5 separate regions of the Homo sapiens genome follow, and all the other regions are linked to region 2. A link is a contact called in ENCODE Hi-C or POLR2A ChIA-PET data. All regions are on one chromosome and are shown on one strand. Each heading gives the region's core, a stretch centred on a gene start or an enhancer-like site at or near the end of the contact. The rest is flanking DNA. Distances are from core to core; before and after follow the strand shown. Region 1 holds the start of PERP (p53 apoptosis effector related to PMP22). Region 2 has its middle 15 kb from the start of IFNGR1. Region 3 has its middle 18 kb from the start of LINC02865. Region 4 has its middle 30 kb from the start of SIMALR. Region 5 overlaps WAKMAR2 (wound and keratinocyte migration associated lncRNA 2).

The links. A loop is a pair of places that touch in the nucleus more often than their neighbours do. ChIA-PET counts read pairs that join two places held with the same protein, here RNA polymerase II (POLR2A). Pooled maps may share reads with other maps.
Region 1: a map of CD8-positive, alpha-beta T cell shows a loop between it and region 2 (3-fold over the local background). The contact joins the promoter of PERP here to the enhancer-like site in region 2. A Hi-C loop is called at or near these places in 1 of 168 maps with a recorded cell type or tissue (CD8-positive, alpha-beta T cell). POLR2A ChIA-PET finds 5 or more read pairs at or near these places in 1 of 52 experiments (MCF 10A).
Region 3: a loop to region 2 is called in a pooled map, with 2.5 times the contacts of the local background. The contact joins two enhancer-like sites. A Hi-C loop is called at or near these places in 1 of 37 single-sample maps with no recorded cell type and 2 of 50 pooled maps. POLR2A ChIA-PET finds 5 or more read pairs at or near these places in 4 of 52 experiments (MCF 10A, OCI-LY7, Panc1 and 1 more).
Region 4: a pooled map shows a loop between it and region 2 (3-fold over the local background). The contact joins two enhancer-like sites. A Hi-C loop is called at or near these places in 2 of 50 pooled maps. POLR2A ChIA-PET finds 5 or more read pairs at or near these places in 2 of 52 experiments (H1 and HCT116).
Region 5: a loop to region 2 is called in a pooled map, with 1.9 times the contacts of the local background. The contact joins two enhancer-like sites. A Hi-C loop is called at or near these places in 2 of 50 pooled maps. POLR2A ChIA-PET finds 5 or more read pairs at or near these places in 4 of 52 experiments (B cell, MCF 10A, OCI-LY7 and 1 more).

The regions. Positions count from the first base shown.
Region 1 is chr6:138,106,157-138,109,270 of GRCh38, forward strand. It overlaps PERP (p53 apoptosis effector related to PMP22), which reads right to left and starts at 1,263. Exons shown (of 3, transcript NM_022121.5): 1 at 971-1,263. The coding sequence starts at 1,184. RefSeq lists a silencer at 1,392-1,441.
Region 2 is chr6:137,232,592-137,235,658 of GRCh38, forward strand. No RefSeq gene overlaps it. Among named protein-coding and RNA genes, the nearest start is that of IFNGR1, 15 kb to the left of the region's middle. Within about 2 kb of position 1,545, at least 24 of the 41 ENCODE cell types and tissues checked have a DNase peak (open chromatin) inside an H3K27ac peak, as active enhancers do; they include CD8-positive, alpha-beta T cell and OCI-LY7, where a contact is called at or near this core.
Region 3 is chr6:137,926,234-137,929,246 of GRCh38, forward strand. No RefSeq gene overlaps it. Among named protein-coding and RNA genes, the nearest start is that of LINC02865, 18 kb to the right of the region's middle. RefSeq lists enhancers at 1-646, 1,492-1,731. Within about 2 kb of position 1,643, at least 12 of the 41 ENCODE cell types and tissues checked have a DNase peak (open chromatin) inside an H3K27ac peak, as active enhancers do; they include OCI-LY7, where a contact is called at or near this core.
Region 4 is chr6:137,974,026-137,977,344 of GRCh38, forward strand. No RefSeq gene overlaps it. Among named protein-coding and RNA genes, the nearest start is that of SIMALR, 30 kb to the left of the region's middle. RefSeq lists an enhancer at 1,510-1,619. Within about 2 kb of position 1,791, at least 5 of the 41 ENCODE cell types and tissues checked have a DNase peak (open chromatin) inside an H3K27ac peak, as active enhancers do.
Region 5 is chr6:137,822,495-137,825,637 of GRCh38, forward strand. It overlaps WAKMAR2 (wound and keratinocyte migration associated lncRNA 2), which reads right to left. Exons shown (of 4, transcript NR_049793.1): 4 at 1,175-2,083. Among named protein-coding and RNA genes, the nearest start is that of TNFAIP3, 43 kb to the right of the region's middle. Within about 2 kb of position 1,602, at least 14 of the 41 ENCODE cell types and tissues checked have a DNase peak (open chromatin) inside an H3K27ac peak, as active enhancers do.

The sequences.
Region 1 (3,114 bases), core at 13-2,512, 870 kb after region 2:
TAAAACTATTAAACCCGGTAGGTAAAGCCCATTTGGCTTTAAGGTTTTATTAGGCTCTCACAGACCCCATCTCCACCCCCACACACATTGCTAATCACAGTAGACCCCAGCTGTGATTCCCATCCACCCCCAGGAAAGGAGAGGGGGCTTCCCACTGTGAAAGAAAATGCCTTCTCAGACAAGAACTATGCTCCAGTCCTGACTTTCAGCAAGGCAAGCAGGGAGCTTCCTCCATGCTGGGAAAATGGCATACAGTACTTCACCTGCTAGGTACATTAAATTTGTCAACTCTGCTTCACGTCGCGAGTGTAGGGAATGTGTTTGCTTTTTAGATTTCAAATCGGATTAAAATAATTAAGTTTTCTAAACAACAATGCCATGCTTAAACCAAAGGACACGCCCTAGAACAAGAGCTAACAAGAACTAGCCTGACCGGTAAAGTAGACTGAAATATCTATTGAAAACGTTAACTGCTAAAACTGCCTGAAAGGGCTTTTTTAAATGAGAAAGTTTTTTCAGCTATATCAAGTTGAACGAATCCACTGATATTAGGGAAGGCACGTTATTTCAATATTTATATTTTAATCATAAGAAGAAACGAGAAGGAAGAGAAATGGGAAGAAATTTCAGGTCTCCAAGAAACTTTGTTCATTATATTTACTCATCTAAACTTGCAATGCTTGAAATAATCTTTCGTACGTAACCGACAAAACCCAGGAAAAAAACTATACAGTTTGAACTACGGCCTTTTTTTTTTTTCTGTTTCTGAGCTTGGTGTTGGCCACCCAAAGCTACTGCTGCTGCATTTGGTTCAGGTCGGATGCATGAGCCCGAGCTCGTCCTAAACAGGCATTCTGAAAAGCACTGGCTCCCCCGACCCTGTGAGGGCCCATCACGCGCGGCGGCTTTTGCAGGCCGCGGCCCCGAGGGCTTCCTGGAGGCGGCGACGGCGGCGGCGGCGGGCACTCACCGTACTCCATGAGGCTCTGACAGCCCTCCTCGTAGGACCCGCTGCCGCCGCCCTCTTGGGAGCATTTCCACCACAGCGAGGACGTCTGGCCGTGGTCGCTAGACTGCAACCAGCCGCGGCCGGCCAGCGCGATGATGTCGAAGGCGATGGCGCTGAGTAGGAGCAGGGGCAGGATCCAGCGGCAGCGCTCGCAGGCCAGGCCGCAGCGGATCATGTTGACGGGCGGCGCGGGGCCGAGCGGAGCGGAGCGGAGCGGGTCGGAGGAGCGCGCGGGACGGGCGACAGCAGAGAGTGGCCTGCGAGCGCGGGCGCCGCCACAAAAGCGAAGAGGCCGCGGGGAGGCGGCTCCCGAGGACGCCGCTCCGGGCGGCCCCACCTAGATTCCGGTGACTCAGAGCGCGCCCGCCCCGACCTGCCCTGCCGGGCCGGGGCGGGCGGGGCCGCTGGTAAACAGGCTGGGTTCTGGTGACACCGGGCGGCGGCGGAAGGCGGCCCGAGGGTCCCGCGCGTCCCACAACCCTCCAGTCCCGCTCTCCTGGCCTCTCCAGGCGCGTGTTTTGTCTTCCTGGCGCACCAACATATACACTTGTTTATCTGCACAGCGCCAGCCTAATATCTGACCCCTGATGTCGCATCGTGGGGCGGTGGTCAGCAGTGCCATATCTGAGTTTTCAGCAGTGTGAGATGGGTGTTCTAATTGCACCTGTGGATAAAGGCTGCACTCCTTTGGACGCGTGCACCCAAACCCAGAAGCCCGTCCCTGACCCCTGCTGACACAGGTGATCCCTTCCTCCTAGGCTCCGCCTTTGCACCTTGGACCGTGGCTCCCCGGGTACTCTTATCTCTTTGCATGCTGTTCTTTCCTGCTGGGTTGCCAGATTTTGGAAAGCGGAGGCGATGCTGAATTTATCTGTGTATCCTTAGTGTCCGGCACCGTGTTTGGATCTCAAGGGGAGCTCAGTGAATTTGATGAATGAACATGTAATTTAACAAATGCTCGCTTCCTTTCGGAAAGGCTTCATCTGGCTTCCCCAGATAATTTCATGTCGCCTCTGCTGCAGTCCACTTCCTATCACGAATCTCTACCTATTTAAACTGCACTCTCTCTACTCTTCATTTACTATTTTGAGGTTTTTCCAAATAAAAATCATACGTCAGCATGCAACCTGCATTTAGGATCCCCCCTTCGGTGTCCTGGGCTAGCTCCCGTCGCAGTTCTGACTCCTAAGATGTGACAGGAAGGGTGGGGTGGCAGCCAGGTGTGCCGCTGAGGACAAAGGAGTTCTCAGTGTCAGGCACCTCGGTGGCCTTGGGAAAATCACTGAAACATCGTATGGGGGTCATGTCTTAACCCTGTACCTCCAAAGATTTCTTCTGAATCCCCTATTTTTTCTGTTAATTTAATATAAAAGTGGGAACTACTTAAAAATATTTTAAATTGTATTCCAATTTGATATTCTCAATAGAAACAGAATACTCTTTTGACTTATGCCATTTTCTGGCAATTCTTGAGGACGAATAAAAGCATGGAGAAAGTATCTGAAAATACATGAAATAATTTCCCTAGCCTTCATTTTACATAATTCAAGTTTTACATAAACCACGTCATATATTTTTATTACAGGAAAATATTTTCACTTTCAAAGAACACAAGAGGGTGTTCTGCCAAAAGTTAATTTTGTATCGTGGAAGCTGTGTGAAGAAAATGGTGATATTTATGTTCTCAGGGTTTTCAAAAGTAATGAAGATATTTGTTTAATTAGCTATGTATAATATATTTGTGAGAAAAAAAAATTCTTATAAGTCAAATACTGACCAGAAGCAAAGTGGCTTCAGACAAAATGAGAGTTTTGCAGGCATCTTAATATCTCTGGATAATTTTGGACTTGATATATATAATTTATTTTCGTTATTCAATGAAACCATTTCCGATGGGCTTGAGGAAAAGAGCTCATTAATGCCGAGGTGAACACAAAGAGATTAGCTCTTCACAATTTCTGGAAGAGACCACATTGACCCTGGTGGGTTTCCAACAATAATATACCCAACATGTGGTACAGACTCTGGAACCGGATGGTTCAGGTTTACACGCTTTCTCATATTCGCTGTGTGACACTGGGCAGGTTAGTTCAGTTTTTTGTGCC
Region 2 (3,067 bases), core at 295-2,794:
ACTTATTTAAAGGGGCTAATAGAAAATGTAAAATGATATATGTGATTTGCATTAAAATCTGCTGGACTAGCACATAATGTCCTTCATGTTTGTCGTTTTGTCCTCATATCTGTGGTCACTGTGTTGGCCTTGGGCACTTCTGCTTGGTCACTGCAACAGCCTGCCATCTGATCCTCGTTCATTCTCAGCTCAGCTCCATTGCCTGTTCTTTTTGGCCAAGTCTTCCTCAGTCGGCAGGTCACTGCAGTGCCTCACCCTGACAGTGACTGCACCAGGAAGTGCTAGGTTCTAGGTCCTCCGTCTAGCCCTCCTTTGCAACACTATGAGGCTTTTAAATTGTAAATTATTTTAGTCCAAAATTGAAATTTGTTGGAAGGAGGTGGGGGCAGAGATAAGTGGAATCTTACCGTATGCACTTTTTTGTGTCTAGATTCTTTTGCTAAACAGCCATGCTTTTTAAAAGTATTTTTGATGTTGTTTTTAATTCATTTGCATTTCAATTTATATCAGGGACTCCAAAGGTTGGGCCTTGGGAAAGGAAGCAGGAACTAGAGCACCATGGGCTACGGAGCAATTGTTTTATTGTTTTTCTGTTGCCATGTCCATGATTAAAGAAGCCACTGTACAGCTTCTGATTTTTACCCATGAATCAGTTTCTGCTACATGTAGAGAGTGACAGTTGTCACAGCCTGATTTTATTTTATTTTATTTTATTTATTTTGTGATCTCACTCTGTTGCCCAGGCTGGCGTGCAGTGGTGCAATCTTGGCTCACTTCAACCTCCACCTCCTGGCTTCAAGCGATCCTCCACCACTGCTTCCCTAGTAGCTGGAACTACAGGCATGCGCCACCACACCCAGCTAATTTTTCTATTTTTTGTAGAACTGGGGTTTCATCATATTGCCTGGGCTGGTCTCAAACCCTGAGATCAAGCCATCCGCCTGCCTTGCCCTCCCAAAGTGCTGGGATTACAGGCGTGAGCCACCGTGCTGGGCAAAAGGTTTGGAGACAGCCTGATTTTAAATCAAAGGCATTCAGCTTGGGAGCCCTGGTCTAGGAACTGTATCTAATTTTTCTGTTCATCTTTCACACTGCAGCTGATCTGAGCCTGTGGACTACCTATCAGTACTGACTCCTGATGTAATAATAGTAACAGGAACTCATCACTGTGTGCTGTACAATGTAGGGAGTACTTTTAAACAACCATTGTATTATTGGATTCCCACAAGTGTAAGCAGTAGGCAGCACACCAATGTTATTTATTATCATTTTGTAGATGTGGTCACAGAGAGGCAGACCAACTAACTGATCTTCCCAAAGTCCCAAGCCAGGTGACTCAGTTGGCCTGTCCTGCAGGCAGGATTCGGCCAGGTCTCTGAGTCTCCTTCTACTGGTGCACATTTCCTGTTAGTATTTTCCTCAGGGAAATCCCTTTGGCTCTGACTCCTGAAAAGAAAGCTTGTCTTCTAAAGTTGCCAAATAATCTGGTCTGCCTTCAATTGAAGGGACTTTGAATCGTGGGAAGAGGAAAGGGGAGAGCTGTGCTAAAAAGATGAGTCATTGCTTCAAGATTGAGGAAGCAAGGTTTTATATCTCGGGGACTTTTCAGGAGGAGGATCAGTGTTTCTTGATGGTGAAAACAAGGAAGTGGAGGAAGGGAAGAAAGCACACCCAAGTATTTATTTTCCCTTCTGTCTTTGAATGCACATTCTTCCTATTATATTTTCTATTTGCCACATCTCTTACTCATTTTAACAACTTTTTGTTAAGAATACCTATTGGTTAAAAATTATTTTTTATTTCTTAACATTGCAGTTTGCTTTCTATACTATGTCCTTAATTGACTACCTCTGTATAAGTAGCTGGTACACATGTATTTTTTTTCAGGAATCCTTTCTTACTTATATTCAGATGTGGCTTAATTGGACAAACCCCACTGAGGTTCATCACTTTTCTTTTCCTTTTCTGCTTGACTGTCCTCTTTCTCCTCCAGCCATCCATCCACCTGCGAGAAAGGGCTATAAAAGGCGTCCTTACTTCCTTAAGAGGAAGGAAATGGCAGTGAGTTTTTTCACCAGTAGAAACATGTAGATGAGTCATATTTATAGCCTTTTTTTTTTTTGTCACCCACGCTGGAGTGCAGTGGCGCACTCTCTGTAGCCTAATTCTTTAATGCATACACCTGTTTAGTAGGCATTTCATTGCCAACCTTTCAATGCTCTTATGGGTATTTAGTATGATCTGTGAGAATCTGGAGGACTGGTTAGTATATTAAGTCCTGAACTTTTTAAAAGAAACTTGGTTGCTTGTTCTGTTGGTATGAATTAAGTTCTCAACCAAGAAAATAGATTAATTAATTGGGCAATGTTAGTTGTGGGCATAGTTTTAGGAAGACTTCTAGGATCTTTAAAATATCCACTTCTGCCTCTTTCTGGGATGAGAACTATAATACTTTTTCTTAAAATCACTTTGAGCAAATTATAATATACATACAGAAAAGTGCACATACGTGAATATAATTATTCATTTTCAAAAACTGAGAATATCTAAGTAACCAGCAGCTCCCAGTCCTCTTTATACTCCCTGCTATTCTTTTCTCTTTAGCCTACAGGGAACCCTTGTCCTCACTTCTAATAGCAGAGCTTGGTTTTTCCTGTTTTGTACCTTATATAAGTGGAATCTTACTTTAGGTAGTCTGGTGTCTAGATTCTTTTGCTGAACATCAATTTTTTTAAAGTACGTTTTAATACTGTTTTCAATTTATTCTCATGTGCAAAGCCTTGGACGTACAGGGAAGTGTGAGAAAAAACCTGAAAACCAGTAAGCATAATCTCATCACCTATAGAGACCTACTATTATAATTTTTGGCTATTTTTTTGGAATACTTTTTATATGAAATGTTTAAAAATTTTACATAGCTAAGTATGCTGTGTATTTAACTTTGAATTCTGTCTTATTTTGGCTTAATATTATATTTTAGCATCTATTTTTAAAAAAATTATTATTACTGTTACTATTTTTAGTGACGGATCTGCCTCTGTCACCCAGACTGGAGTGCGGTGGTGCA
Region 3 (3,013 bases), core at 393-2,892, 690 kb after region 2:
GCTTCCAAGTACAGTGTGTGGGGTGGATCACCATCACTAAACCAAGCCCACCTTTTAGGGGAAGGGGTATTATTCAAAACACCTCTTTATCCTGACCTGCCAGGACCAGTTCCCCTCCCCCGTGCCAGCTGTAGTTACAGCCCTCTGAGTCAACAAAGGGGTTGGGCTTGTAAGACTTCATTTATAAGCACCTAAATTCCCTTTCACTTACTCCCAGAAGCTCATTAATAGATCAGTTGGTCAACATCTTGGAATGTGCCTTGGAAAAGGATAGGATAGATGAAAGGAAAGTTTCCATGAGAGGAGAGGAATTTAAGGCCAAAGAGTAGCCTGAAATGTCCCAAGCTCTCATTAGAGATTGGCAGGCTCAGTTGTTGCATTGCTACACATGGTTCCTAAATTCCACCAACAGAGAAAGGTAGTCAGAGGTTTACCCAAAAAGACTGTCTGCTGGTCATGTTACTGCTTATGCTGGCAAATGATTAATAAGTTGGGAAGAAAAAAACCCAAAAGATTTGTTATAAAACATTCTGTGGAAACTTGGGGCAGAGATTGCACCCAAAAAATCAGCGATTTCAAGTTAATGGTGATCAGGTAAAGGAGATATTTTGAAGTAATGTGATGCAAAGCTACTACCACTGATTACAGAGTTTGACATCACTGCTCCAAGGTAGGAAACAGGAGATCAGTAGGAATTCTTTACCTTCCTTCCACTTTTCAAATGGAGGCGAAGAATTAGCTTCTATGAATCCTTTAGCAACTCATAGCAAGAAAGAGCTTTTCTCCTTGTCCTGGTCCAAATTAGCCACAGGCTGGAGTTATTGAGAGGAACAGCACATTGAAGTTGCACAGAAAGTTGTTTTCAGGGAGGACAGAAAAAAATGGAAACTGAATTGGGCAGACCATGTGCCTCCCTAAATCCAAAATTAAATCCACGATACATAATCTGCCTGCCTTCTCACATTGCACTGTGCTGGGTGGCCAAACATACCAAGGGGCTCCTGCTGAACTGGAAGCGGGCTGTCATCTTAGCCTCCATGAAAAGCTCATCTTTGAAAACTCATCTTTCCTTACGGGACTACTACATTTTACAAGGATTTTTTTTCTTCTAAATGCAATACATTGATGTTTACTTTTTAAACAAAAATGCTCATTATTGAATTTTTTTAGTTGATTCTACTTTTGCAGTTTGTGTAATTGACATCCTAGGTGACATGGAGATTCCTGTGGCTGCCTGACTCCAGGCAGTGGCTCCCAGAAGCTAGCAAGCAGAGCACACTGCCCAGAGTTGGGATATCAATACCCTTTGTGAAAACCACAAAATAGGCAATTTGAAAAGTAGAGAGAACTCTGAAGAGGAAAAAAGGTCCCTTGCCATTTTACTACTTTCAGCATTTTAATTAAAATGTATTTTTGTCAATGCAATGGTTGTTTCAGACATTTTAAGAAAACATCTTGATTCCAAACCCCGGGGTAAATTAAGTCAATAAACTTTTGAAGACTTGTGCCATGCTGCAGATGGACTTTAAAAGCCACTGGGGGGTGGGGAGAATGGGGGTTTCTAAATATAATAAACTTCCCAAAAAGGCAATTTCAAGCCTAACTGAAGTCATACTATTTTTGAAAGTGGAAATCCCCCTTTTCACCACACAACCCCGTGGTCGAGCCATCTAAGAATTCAGCTTCTGTGCCAGTGATAGGACAAAGCTCATCCTCTGCCGAATGCCACAGTCACTCCTCTTCCTTCCTGCCACCCACAGGGTCAGCAACAAGCACTATCAGTTAAACGTGACACCTGGTGTCTGCGGGCTGCCTCCGGTGGGAGCCAAATCCCACGTGTTGGTGTGGTTCCCACTTAAATAGATGTTTTCCTTTGAATCGTTTCTTTTCAACCTTGATTTCAGTTCTGTGCTAGTTTCTGGACTTTTGCCAGCACTTCTTCATAAAACAGCTTGTATTTGCTTTGAAAAACAAGAAAGGTTTGCATTTTGGAAAATATACTTCATACTTCATACTTCTAACCTTTACCATGGCCTGAAGGAAAAATGTAGCAGTTTCTTTCTGTAAATTTTAAATATAGGAAAGATAGCGGTCACTTTATAAAGAAAGCCAAACTTGTCCACATCCTTACACTCTTCCTCAAAGTTCATTTCCACATTCAATTTGGGTCGGGCTTTGTTTAGAGTGCCAATGAGCCTGCCTGGGCCACTTCTGCATTCTTGATGTTTGCAGCATTCACTGCAGAAACTGGCATTAAGACAGGCCTCTGCCACCCACAGCAATGCTCCTGCCACCTCCCTCCACTGTGCAGCCCCAAAGTGACAGAGGCTGAGGATCCCCAGCAAAGCAAACTGCTTCTGTCATCTGCTTTCAGGCAATTTTGAGGCACCTTTTCTTGGCTTATTTCCACTGCTAAGCCCTGACACAATATAATATTTCAAAAGCCCCTAAGTGCTGACAGAATACTCAAAATCACATTTTACAAAACCAAAGACAGAGGCCTCCCGCTGCTTATTAATGCCCATCATGATAATTCCTTACTTTGTCATAGTCTATGTATTTGTGTTGTTGTTAGTTTGTGTTGTTGATTTGTTCAGCCAAGGATCAAGCAACAGAGTGCAAGTGAGGCCACCCAGCGAGGGGGAGAAGGTGCAGCCTCTCAATCTACAGTGTACTTCTAAACATTCACTTTTTTTCTGATTATATAGGTAATTCACGTTTACGTGAGAAATTTTGGGGAAATTTGCAGAACATTAAGAAAAAAAAATTATTGCTCTAGATCATCTCCCCAAAATTGCACCTCAATATTTTGGGAAATATTCTTCTAGCATTTTTTTCTATGCCTTTAAATATTCATCACCACCACCCCCTGCCCCTCTCCTACCCCACTCCTCCAGTTGGGATCATGTTAAACATACTGTTTCATAACAGTATGTCTAGCACACTGTTATGGTGTAGTGTAATTAGTTTTCTGTCATTTAATTTGATCCATCTTTTGTTTCATTTGTTATTA
Region 4 (3,319 bases), core at 541-3,040, 740 kb after region 2:
CTCCAATCCTCGGTTCTTTAAATACATACAGATCAAGACCCATCATATCCTCATAATTTCTCAGACCACTCTTATCTACAGCAATGCATCTTAACAATTTTTATGGCTTTTGGATTAAATCATCTATTGCCTTATGACATTGGACAACTTTCCTATGTACGTGTATTGTTTCCCCAACTAGATTGTAAGATTTTCAAGGGTTAGTGGCCAGTACTAGAGCACATACAGTTGTTGGTGTTAGAAAGATTGGGTTTTAATCTGGTTTTGCTATCTATTAATGTAACATTGAGTTAGTGATTAAACTTCTCTCAGCCTCAGTTTTTTTCTCTATAAAATGCAAATAATATTTCTCCATAGAGATGTTGCAAACTTTAAATGAAATGAATAGAACATGGACATCTTGATGAATAAGAAAAGTACCTGGCAATTAACAACGTAATTGTTTTTATTTCTGTAAAAATTCTTACTGCTTTTCATCCCCTGTGATGCTTTGTGTAAGTTTTTGCCCAACAGAATATTTATAATAAGCATATGTTGTTTTCTGATTCATATAAGAGAACGTTGTCTTTGCTACAATAAGGGCATTTTATGCCTGGATTTAATGTTTGGAAATCTCCAACATAGATTTGAAGAGCACACATATCTCTGATGATTCAATAACAATTTTGCCCATAAACAGGACAGTAAGACAGAGAAAACTTTCAGAATTTCCTTCATTCTTGTAATTAGAGTTTATCTAAAACACTGGTTCTCAAATGGAGGAAGAGGGGAGTTTGCTCCCCAGAGGACATTCAGCAATGTCTGGACACATTTTTGGATGTCACAACTGAAGGACGTTACTAGCACTGAGCGGATAGAGAGAGGCCAGGGATTCTGCTAAATATCCTACCATAAGAAGAACAGCTCCCTGCCCCCTAAAAAAAGAATTATTTGGCCCAAGATGTCATTATCGCCAAGGCTGAAAAACCGATCACCATTCCTAAGATCTCTCCCATCCCAGAACTCCCTGCTAAGTCAAATTAATTAGACTGAGGAGAGAGCAAGTTGGTGACGGACCTGAAGAATAGCCCACGTAAGTGGTGGCTGGTCAGTGCAGAGTCAAGCCGCCAGCTCTGGAAGATCTCTTCCCAGCTTGCAGACTTCTGGAAGCGCTGAACTGGAGGCAGCCTTCTCGTTTCCATCACAGGAAGCCATTGCTGTCAATGTGTGTCTGAATACCGTTTATTCCCTTCTTGAGTAATTTCACTTATTTCCCTACACAATGTAAACATGGAAACCAACATTAATGACCTCTTTGAAGGATATTGAAAAAAATCAGTTTTGAATGCAAGCTGGGAATTATGCTAATGTAAGACTTACTTAAAGGGACTAGAAAACTTTGTAAATGTAAATTCATTCTCATAGTTTCCCAAAGAGACAACTGCTTTCATAAGAAGGTCAAATGTCTGTCTTGCACTCACACATCGAGGCTGTGAATAAATGTGGTTATAGCACTGGTTTCCTCCCTCGGAAACTTCCTACATCAGCAGCTTGGTTCTTTTCTTTAGTTAAATATGATCTAGTTGGAGGTGAAGTGTTTTTCTTTTTGCTTTTACTTTCTTTTTAAATTGCTTTCCCTCCCTCAATTTCTCCAGCCCTTTTTTCATCTTTTACTTCATTGCTTTCTCTCATACTTTATTCCTTCCTTTCTTTACAGTTGTAGGAACAAGAAGAAAAATTCTCAGTTATGTTTGCTTTCCAGGCCTCTATTCATTAATACCTGGGCTTTAAAAGGTTTTTTTTCTCTTCTCTTTTATAACATCATGCTGCCATCCTGTGGCAAATTTAAATATTCAGCTAGTCAAAGAAATGCAGCGTTCAAAAATCACTTAAATACCTGAAAATACACAACCATGCAGTTGGAGCCTCAGTCGACCAAGAGTGGATGCCATCTAACATTGTGATTTAAATCCCAAGGCCCAAAGCTATATTTCTCTTTTCCCTGAAGGCTGTGATTTCTCCCAGGAAGGAGGCATACTTTATTTCCAAACTGAGTATAGAAAAATCCAAGTATAGAACAAATTTGGTACGTAGGCCTATGGCATGTTTGAGGTCCTGAGAAGGAACTTCTGTGGTTTTGAGTGTTTAGAGTGATTTTCTCTCAAGTCGCTGGTGCAGATTCAAGATCTGCTATATTAACATGAGGGAACTGCCCAGGTCAGTCGTGGCGTTGATGTCAACCTACATGAGTAGCCAAAAGTCAAATACTTTGGGAAAGACAGAACACAACACAAAAAAGTTAGGGTGATTATTTTTAAAGATCAAAATAGTATTTGCTCAATAAACAAAGCAAATGTCTATTCCATTCTTGTAGCGGGGGTGTGTATCCTCACAAAATGCACAGTTGATATTTAATAAAAGTTCTCAACCATCTGGATTCCTCAAATGATGCTAGACCTCAAACCCAGCAGGTCCAAGATGGAATTCATTCATCCACTTTCTCATTACCAGCCCCCACATATCACCACACTCACAAGTGTGCACTCACACTCACACACACACCCTATGTCAGGAAATGGCATTACCACCACCCAGCTCCTCAAAGCAAAACTCTAGGTGGCCTCCCTGAAACTACCCCCCACCCACCCCACAATCCAGCACTAAGTCCCTTTAACTTTGCCTCTTAATCTCCTCCTTCCTGTCCCCTTCATCCCAGCCTCATTGCTGTAACCCTAGTCCAAGTGACCAACATCTCTGGCCTAGTTTAGAAGCCTCCTTTCCCATCCTGCCTCCCTACACACACAGACACAAACATATGCACATACACACACACAGACATACACAACATAGTCTCCACACTGCAGCCAGAAGATCTCTTTAAAATACAGATCTGACCACGTTACTGTCTTTAAGTCCTTCAAGAGCCTCCCTTGTCCTCAGATTAAAGTCCAAAACCTCTACCCTGGCCCTGAATCCCTGTCTGCCTCCCCAGCCCCTTTTGCCCCATCTATATTTGGTTATTTAAAGCAATCTCTATTTTCCCTGTTACGAGAAGGTAGACGTTATGGACATTGTGTTTGCTACATAGTTAATGCATTGACTTAACCTACCTCTACACATAGCTTTGAGCAAACGTGAGAGAATAGAATATTAGCATGAGGAAGACAATTGGCTCACTGCCCCAGGTTCCAGGTAAGCACCAGACCCAGCCTGGGGCACTTGCTGAGGGTCCCTTAGCTGGTCTAATGGCAGACGTGGAATTAAAGTCCAGTTATTCCAACAACCAACTCTGAGCACTCTCTGTGGTATAAGGAGGGGTGGGACGGGTGTTTCCTTTGGC
Region 5 (3,143 bases), core at 352-2,851, 590 kb after region 2:
CGTGTTGGACACACATCTATGGTCTGGGCCTGTCAGGCTCCAAGGGTTGTGGTGTGTGTGCACTTGTATCTCCAAGAGAACGGGAGTGACATCCCCAAACACAAATGAGGTTAACTTTTCTAAGGAACATTGGTTAGTGGCCAGGCGTGGTGGTTCACACCTATAATCCCAGCACTCTGGGAGGCCGTGGAGGGTGGATCACTTGAGGTCAGGAGTTTGAGACCAGCCTGATCAACATGGTGAAACCCCATCTCTACTAAAAATACAAAAATTAGCCAGGCATGGTGACACATGCCTGTAATCCCAGCTACTTGCGAGGCTGAGGCAGAAGAATCGCTTCAACCCAGGAGGCGGAGGTTGCAGTGAGCCGAGGTCACACCACTGCACTCCAGCCTGGGAGACAGAGTGAGACTCTGTCTCAAAACAAAACAAAACAAAACAAAAACCAAAAACATTGGTTAGTGTAGCCAAGAAAGATTTTTGACTTAAAAAATAAATCTGTTATCCATGCAGTGTGTTGATGAAAAAAAGAAGATAGTATGTGTTACAAATAAGATAAATATTACATAACCATTTGTAAGATTATTTATGAAGAGTTTGTAATGATGTGGGAAAGAGGTTATGATATAAAGTTAAGCAAAAGAAAAAGTAAATGCCAATTATAAAAATAGTATATTGTTAGCTTTGCTTAAACATATATACGCACACACTATCCGCAAAAAGCAGGAATATACTTCACTCTGTAAGTGGTGGTTATCTCTGAGTGACATTTTACAGGATGTTCCCCTGCTTTTTTTTTACTGTAATGTACATTCCAAATTATTAGATTAGTATATTTACTTTTACAAATGGTGATTATACATTTTAATAGTTTCAGAATGTTAAGATCTTAAGAGACTAAGCTTAGTTCTATAGCTAGCACATAGTAGCATTGCATAAATATTATTCAATCAATTAATGAAGTCATCACTTCATCGCAAGAGTGTACACAAAGTATTAGAACTATTAAAATGTTTGTGTGTGCACCAGCCCCATCAATTCTGAACAACGCCCTATGCCCTATCTGTCATAATTATATATTCTTATTTTTGGGGTCCTCACTCCTTAAAGCAACATTGTTGTTTCCTTCATTGCTTCTCCCCAAGCACAGAAGCAAAAAAAAAAAAAGAGATCATTTATTGTTTTAAAACCTTCATTTATTTTGGGATGTCACTACCAATTTTTCAGGCCTTAGACATGTAAGCATGCATTTCTACTTTTTTAGATTTTGAATCATGTAGAAATCTAGCCAAATTAATTGAGAATACTCTATTGAATAAATCAACAACTTTACTTCCAGGGTCCTGTTAACCTAAGCTAAAGATAAAAAAGCAGCAACAAAGTGCCACTGTTATCTGGTTAAAACTGACAACTGTAAGATGTATGGATGATTTTCTACAAGTTTAGAAACAGGAAACAGTGCTTGCTGCACTTGCCACAGGGCATATAAACTGAGAAAGTTATGTAGAAATTCAAGATCAGAGGATGAGCGCAAGGATGATCTTTGAGAACAAAACAGTGAACAGAGCCCTTTGTGGTGGCAAGCAGTGACGTGAGGTTGTGTTTATGTGAATACAAACCCTCTCCTCCCAAGTCTGGTGACTACAGTGTTTTCTTCCCACCTCGTTGTTAATTGTGGAAATCTGGCTGTCACTATTAACATATCAAACAGAGGTCTTGATATTATCTGCAGCTGATCATTTGTTTAGGTTTTACCCGCAGGAAAAGTCTGGTGGCAGCCAGTCCCAGGACAGCCACGCATGACGCACAGAAGAGTCCTTATAGTTCCCCTGGAGGGGGTGATGATGCAGGCAAATGCCACGCCTGATCCCTTTGGGTCTCCGTGGCAACAAGGCTGCTTGTCAGACTAGATGATAATGAGCCATGATCTGGAAGAGGCTTATTCCATAACAGGAGGGAGGTTTCAAAGGTAACACGTCAACAGCAATGCCTCGGCAACAGCTGTTTGTTATTGTAGTCGTCAAGGACAGAAAAAGGACAAGGCTGCCAGAAGATGTTGCATATGGAACAGAAGATTCTTGCCCTGGAAGAAGGAATAGAGGAGATGTAAATATCCCTTCTTTCTTGGGGGAAGGAAATAGATGAACTGTATGCTAAGTTAGAGCCTCTCTTTATCTATAAATGATCTGTTGGTTAAACAGGATACCTCCCTTCTGAACATCTCAGCACCCCATCAAGAGAACTTCAGGTCTCTGCCATTTAGACGTGTCATTTGTAAGTAAAATAAATCAGGGAAGTAATAGGAGGAAAGCTAAGAATGAAAGGAATTCATCACCACTGCAAATTTGTCCCTGAAGCAAGGTGAGTCCCTGCCCATCTGGCTACACCAGCTCTTTTTTTTTTTTTTTTTTTTTTTTTTTTTTGGCCCTTACTAGACCCCACTTGGGATTTTGTTGGCATATTTGCTTGGATGTCTATCTCCTCTGTAGTTCCTGAGGTCAAGATTACAGTCTCTTTTTTTTTTTTTTTAGTTTTTGTATCTATGGTGCCTGGCAAAGAAAAGAAGCTCCATCAATATTTACCAGTTGCTGGTGGCAATGGTAATGGTAGTTGTGTAGAAGGTGGGAAGGATAGAAGTATAGCTAAGTGACGGGACATTCTATTTCTACACCTTGTTTAGCTATGGAGGTCTCTGGAACTAGCCAGGCTAGCCAAGACTGGGACTTCTTGTGTCTTCTCCAAGAGAGGCAGAATGAGCCTAATGGTTTAGAACGTGGGCTCTGGAGCCAGACAAGCCAGATTAGAATCCTGACTCTACTCCAAGCAGTGTGAGCTTTGGCAAGTTACATACCCCATCTGTGCCTCTGTGAGGATGAAACGAGTTCCTTAGAATGATGCCTGGTACCCCAGAGGAGCTATTCAGGTTCAATTGACTCTGTTTCTAGTATTACTGCTCAACTTAGGAAGAAAAGAAGTGCAGAAGAGGAGAGGCTTTTGCTTCAAATTTTGAGTTTCACATTTAACCTTGCAGTTTTATCCCTGGGGAGCTTCTGCCTGGATGGAGGATGAATCTGGTATCTAAGCTCCTCCTTAGGGCTGTCATTTAGACCAGTGCCAATCCCTAGGAGTGCTTCTGATTTCCT